Linked DNA regions of Mus musculus: region 2 is linked to region 1. A link is a loop called in an ENCODE intact Hi-C map of the cell type or tissue named here. Cell type or tissue: heart. All regions are shown on one strand. Each heading gives the region's core, and the rest is flanking DNA. Links, peaks and the distances in the headings are about the cores only.

Evidence for each region. Hi-C counts contacts between places; a loop is a spot of excess contacts. Peaks named below come from ENCODE experiments on the same cell type or tissue, not always from the same donor. Only the 100,000 strongest peaks of a DNase experiment are listed, where the experiment ranks them.
Region 2: it touches region 1 in a loop (2.0-fold over the local background); 2 of 42 quality-filtered maps call a loop at or near these places.

Annotation. Positions count from the first base shown.
Region 1 is chr1:119,233,451-119,236,359 of GRCm38, forward strand. No RefSeq gene overlaps it. Among named protein-coding and RNA genes, the nearest start is that of Gm46144, 34 kb to the left of the region's middle. In heart, for the core only: no CTCF peak of the experiment used is centred there; a DNase peak (open chromatin) is centred at 1,241.
Region 2 is chr1:119,188,251-119,191,159 of GRCm38, forward strand. No RefSeq gene overlaps it. Among named protein-coding and RNA genes, the nearest start is that of Gm46144, 12 kb to the right of the region's middle. In heart, for the core only: no CTCF peak of the experiment used is centred there; a DNase peak (open chromatin) is centred at 1,511; H3K4me3 peaks cover 668 bases; H3K27ac peaks cover 737 bases.

The sequences.
Region 1 (2,909 bases), core at 116-2,615:
CATTATATACATTATGCAAATGTCATAATAAAACTGATCCTTTTGTGTGACTAATATAAGCAAATAAAACATTAGACAAGAAGAGAGTGTGATTCAGTTTGTGGCTACAGTGGGGTGAGCCACAAACTGGACTCCTTTTTCCCAGTATGCAGAGGGTCTACAGAGGTTGTACCCTTTACAGTGGGCAGGAAAGGATGAAATAGGAGAAAAGATGCTGAGTGGGGTGATGCAGGATGTGCCTTCTGCTCTTCCAGTACTGGGGAGACTGAGTCAGGATGCCAGATGGAAGGGCCATGATGCCTGCAGGTCATGGTTGTCAAAGCTAATCATGATAGGAGGGCTTCCTAGAGGAGGTGACAAGTACAGTCTGAGGAAGCAGTGGGGTCCTGGATGTGACCAGATGTCCCAAATTGGAAGCCTTGGAGGCCCAGGCCTGGCCATGGGTTCAGTGGAAAGCCCAGTGTGTCCTGGCTCTGAGCTCTATGACCAACATGAGAACCTCATACTTTCTCCCTTCCAACAATATGGGGCAAGCCACATGCCTCTTCCTTCGAAGGGGATATTCCAGTGAGCACAGTCAGGCCCTGTGCCTAGGGGCTGAATCATAGGAGATTAGGAGCGGTAGGTGTGGGGGCTTCCAGAAAGAAAGACATGACACTCCAGAACCCAACGTTCCCATGCAGCTTCGCCAGGGTACAGCATCTCTTCCTCCAGTAGAGTATTGTTTATTTACAACAACAGACATAAACATAGACTCCTCCCTTGTGGGCAGCCACTGTGTGAATGGACAGGTTCCCATCCAGGGCAGGTGCTGCGTCACTGCCCAGAGGAACAATGCCTCCCACGTGGGGACTTGGGTGAGGCGGGAGCCCACGTCTGCCGTAGGAAGAAGCCTTTGGTCTGCAGAGGGACTTTCTGAGGCTGTGATTGCACAGTGTGGCTTGTGATGGTGAATCACGCTCTTGAGTGCACACCCAGCAAAGGCACAGTAACTGGCAGCCATAGCCTTGGCTACTGAACCAGGGGAACACCTGCTTTGCCGGCCTTCCCTTGGACGTCAACCTGACCCTCAGAAGCCCTTGTACTCTGAAGTATCTTGTACATTTCCCATGAGACCATCTGATGGTGGAAGTGTGGGTCAGCCGTGATGGTGCTCCACCCACGGGCATGGTTCCAAGTGAGAGAGCAACATGGGATCCCGACTCAGATGCCTGGCACCTGTCCAGACTCCAACACTACCGGGAAGCCTGACCTTAGCCTTGGGCCTTCCTGAGACAACTTCCACAGACGAATACAGAATGACCTCAAGTGTTGCCGGGCCAGGCTCAGAAGGAAGGTCTTAGTTCCAAGGGAAGGAGGTAGTCACATGGGAAAAGTTAATAGATGCTGGGTACCGTATGACTGGACCCTGCTTCTGCCCCATTTTGTGTGTGTGTGGGCGTGTTCGTTTGTGTGTTTGTATGTATGTGTAGAGGCCAGAGGCTGACCTTAGGTGTCAGTTCTCTGTCACTACCCAGCTTGGGTTCTTCCCACCACCACCCTTTTCTGTTTACTTAATTTCTGTGCATGAGGGTATGTATGCACATGTGTGTGGAAGTTGGAGAGCAACTTGTGAGGACCAATTCTTATTTTCTATTCTGTGGGTTCTGGGGATCCAACTCAGGTAGTCAGGCTTGGCAGCAAGCACCTTCACATGCTGAGCCATCTTGACTCTCATTTGCCTGCAGCTCACTGACTCAACTAGAGCAGCCAGCCAGTTAAGTCCCCAGAATCTACCTTCCCAACACTGGGGTTACAAGAGCTTCCCAACACACCCAGCCTTATCTTTAAAAAACAAACAAACAAACAAACAAACAAAAACGTGGTTCCAGGGATGGAATTCAGGTCCCCAGGCTTGTGTCAAGCACTCTCTCAATGGAGTCATCTTTCTGAGCAAGAGTATCTGTGGCTTTTCTCAGTCCCACTTTTCTGGTCTACCAAAGGCCTCCTGTCAACCCGGTAGAACATAACATCATAACTGAGAATGGTATCTTCCTCCATAAATGCTGGTTTGAGGCTGAAGCAGAGATGGGCAGGTAACACAGCCATCAAGCTACAAGCCCCTACCATTCAATGCCTCAGGCTGGGAGACTGTATCATAGATACCTCATCAGTGATATTTCCTAGCTCGAATGGCTGTGTGCCTCTCCCGCACTGATCCTGCCCAGGGTCTTGGGAACTTGTTGGTTGGGGGACCTCAGCCAAGGAGATGCAAGCAGAGAGTGGGAGAGCACTTGCCACCAGGGCTGGCCCTTCTTCAGTGCAGCCACCTCTCCATGAGAAATTGAACTAACCTGTTTAGAAGCTACACAGAGTTTCCCAGCCTCTGTCCAAAGCCAGGCATGAAAGAGGTCATTGAGGACCCTCAGAGCAGCACAGCCTCTGCCTGACTGAAAGCTAAGTATGATGAAGCCAGCCCTGGCTGGAGAGTCAAGAGCAAATGAATGGCACTGAGCCATTCAACTAAGGGTAGTTTGTTAGCTGGCAATAGGTAACAAATCCACCCAAGTTCCTTTTCTGCTGCTCAGGACTGCAGGACAGAATGCAAACTCCAGAATCCTCTGTCTTACTATCCCTATGTCCATCTATTCCATGAAATTAAGCTATAACAGTCTTGGGAAACACAGACAGGCTTGAGGGGCCACAGCATGGTACCTGGCACTTAGAAGACCCCAAAGAAAGTATCGGGGAGATGGCTCAATCAATCAACAGTGCTCGCTGTGTAAGCATGAAGACCTGACTGTGGATCCCCAACAACCACAGAGAAGCTAAACACAGAGCAGGAGAGCAAAGCTAGCAAGGTCTCAAGGGCTCATCAGCCAACCATGGCTCACTCAGTGATTTGGGTTCAGTAAGATCAAGGCTCAACC
Region 2 (2,909 bases), core at 325-2,824, 45 kb before region 1:
ACCCTTTACCATATGCGTGTTACAAATATTTTTTCTAGTTTTTTTATACATATAGTGGGATTTTAATAACACATATAGTTGAGTTTTCAATATTTATTTTGTGCTTGACATTTAATTTCAACCCACGTCAGCTTTCTTTTGGCAATATTCTGCTAAGGTTTTGGGGGTGTAAGGTCTCCACTACTCCTGCCCCAGCCAGGGTGATTGATTCTATCCATGATCAGCTTGCCAGCAATTGGAAAATGAACTTTCCTGTTAATATGTCCTTGAGCTAGCTCTGAAATAGTATAAGTCAAATGTGTTTGTGGTCCTAGACCACTTATGGTGGCCCATCTTCTCAGGGCACTGCAGAAGTATCATGGTAGCAAGAATTGAACATTAGAGTTTGGGGATGGTAGATTTTTCATAGGGTTCACTGGGGCCCATGGTCCTTTTGGGTAAGAGATTTATTTAAAAAGGTATTAATTCCATGGACAGACAGACAGACATCAGCAGCTCTGTTGAGAGCTTTGTTCCAGAGTGGGGGAATCCCTTCTTATAGGTCTCAGGAGACAGATTTATAGCAAAGATCCTGCAGCCAGGCTGTCCATGATTCTCGGGGCCTGATAAACCGACACTTAGCTTAAATCTGACAGGAGGTAGTGGTCAAAGAAATCTGTGAAACTTGGGAGGGGGTTGAAGATATCTAAACATAGCTGGGAAAGTGGCAGGCATTCCAGGCGGGAGCCAGGGAGAGAACACAGACGAGATGGACCCTGTGGATAAACATGGTCCTTTGGATATCCATATCCCTGTGGATACAGTACTTGCTAAGCAAACTTGAGGATCTGAGATTGGATTCTCAGCATCTACATGAAAAGCTGGGTGTGGCAGTATCTGTAAGCACTGGGTGTGTGTTTAAGGACAAGAATGTGAAGATCCTTTGAGTTGGATGGCCAGTCCAGTCCAGCTCCATCAGTAGCTCTACGGTCAGTGAGAGACCTGGCCCTTAAAAATGAGGTAGAAAACAACTGAGAAAGACACCTTAACATCAACCTCAAACCTTCTTGTGCATGCATGCACACACGTGTACACACATACATAGACACACAAGAACATGCAAACATACATACACTACATACACACAAGTAAGAAAAACAGCGCTAAAAGACAATCAATGGGGAAGGCACATCTGCTTTGGCGAGAAGCTTCAGGACAGGTTACACGGTGGAGGAAAAAATGGGAGGACAGGTTAGGACACCAAGGTCCTTGAGCCAGCAGCAGGAAGCCTGCTGGTGTTGACGCTGGAGGAGGGACCGTTCCCTCTCCCACCTGGGGTCCTTGGGACGGGGCCTCCGTGCGAAGGGCGGGGTGGAGTTTGGCAGATCCGCAGATGCCCTAATTAAGCCGCGGGTACGTTTCCCAACCCAACTGTCAACCAACGCGGCTGTGCAAGCCAGGAATGAATATTCCCAAAGCGCCAACAGAAGGAAGTGCTTCACAAAAACGGAGCCCGAGGGCGTGAAGGGAAAACAAGCCCTGTTCACACGCAGGCAGACAGCAGCCGCCGCTCAGCACAGCCCCGAGGAGGCGGAAACGCAAGCCTAGCAGAGACAGCTCTAAGCTGCTGAACCTCAACAGTTCCCTGTCCCAGGTGCCCGCAGGTGTGGAGCCCCTGAGAAGCAGAGGCTCCCTGCCCAGCTCTTTGTCCCCTCTGCTGACCTGTCAGATCTGATGTACCAGCCACACCCTTGGAGGGTGAGTTTATGGGGACAGGGTAGACAAGTCCAGGTCAGATGGTTGTCCTGGGGCAGTCCCCTTGCTGGGTTGCTCTTAGCCCAGCCTGGTTGACACCATTCCTTCTCCCTGAATTTGCCTGCCTCTGTCACCTTGGGCAAATCGATACTTCTTGGTGCCTCTTTTACAAAACTACCTCCTCTGAAAAATTGAGTTAATAACACTCCAGGGTGAAAGAAATCTGTATTTTACCGGTGCATGCCTACCTGTAGTCTTGATAAGCCTAGAGAAGCAGAGGAAAGTTTCTGTTGTCTCGATACAGGTCTTATGTAGCCCAGGCTGGCCTTACTATGAAACTGAGGATGACCTGGAATTTCTGATCCACCTTTCTCATTCCCACAGGTGCTGGGACAATAGGTTGCCTGTGGACCCAAGGCTTCCAGCATGCTAGAAGAGCACTCCTCCAACTGAGCCATATCCCTACTCTCCAAAGAGTGGCATAGAAAACTTCTTCCCCTAGTGTGAGAGTTTGCCTTCTGTTTTCTCAGTCACATGGGGCCACAATGGCTGCTGGGACACTGTTTCTCAAGAAAGAGAGAATCTTAGGACACCTCTGTCTCCGCTCCTCTGCCCACCAAGCAGTTGGCCTTCTGGGCTGACAGTGGCCCCTGGGGTAGGCCAGTCACCTTTCTTGGCTACAGATCCTTCTGGGCACCCAGGGTGCTGTCCTGGTTCAGATCTGGTGGTTCTGGGCCCACCCTTTGTTCTGCTTAGTCACCCTTTACTGTGTTACTGAGGAAAGCCAGACTCTGAACTTGAGGACTGACTGGTCCTGAGGCTCCTACCAACTCTGTGGTCCCAACAGAAGCTGCTCCTCTGTGTTATTCTTGGTGCTCCTAACATGCTCCCTTAAGGCCGTGCCTCTCAGCTGTGGATACAGATGCAAGGCTCTAGCATCCCTCCTCTCTTCTGACATGGCTTGGGTCGTCAGCTTTCCTCTTCCAGCTGGCCCAACACAGGCCTCTGAAGGTCAAGGGCCTCACTGACCCTCATGTTGCTTGCTTGTTGGAACCAAGACACCAGTCGATGTCAGGCTTGGAGAAGCTGTGGCCCAGTCCTCTCATGTTTCTGGGGGTTACAGGAGTCCAGAGCCAGGGAGGAAGCTTGTCTGCTGCAGGCTCACTGCAAATAAC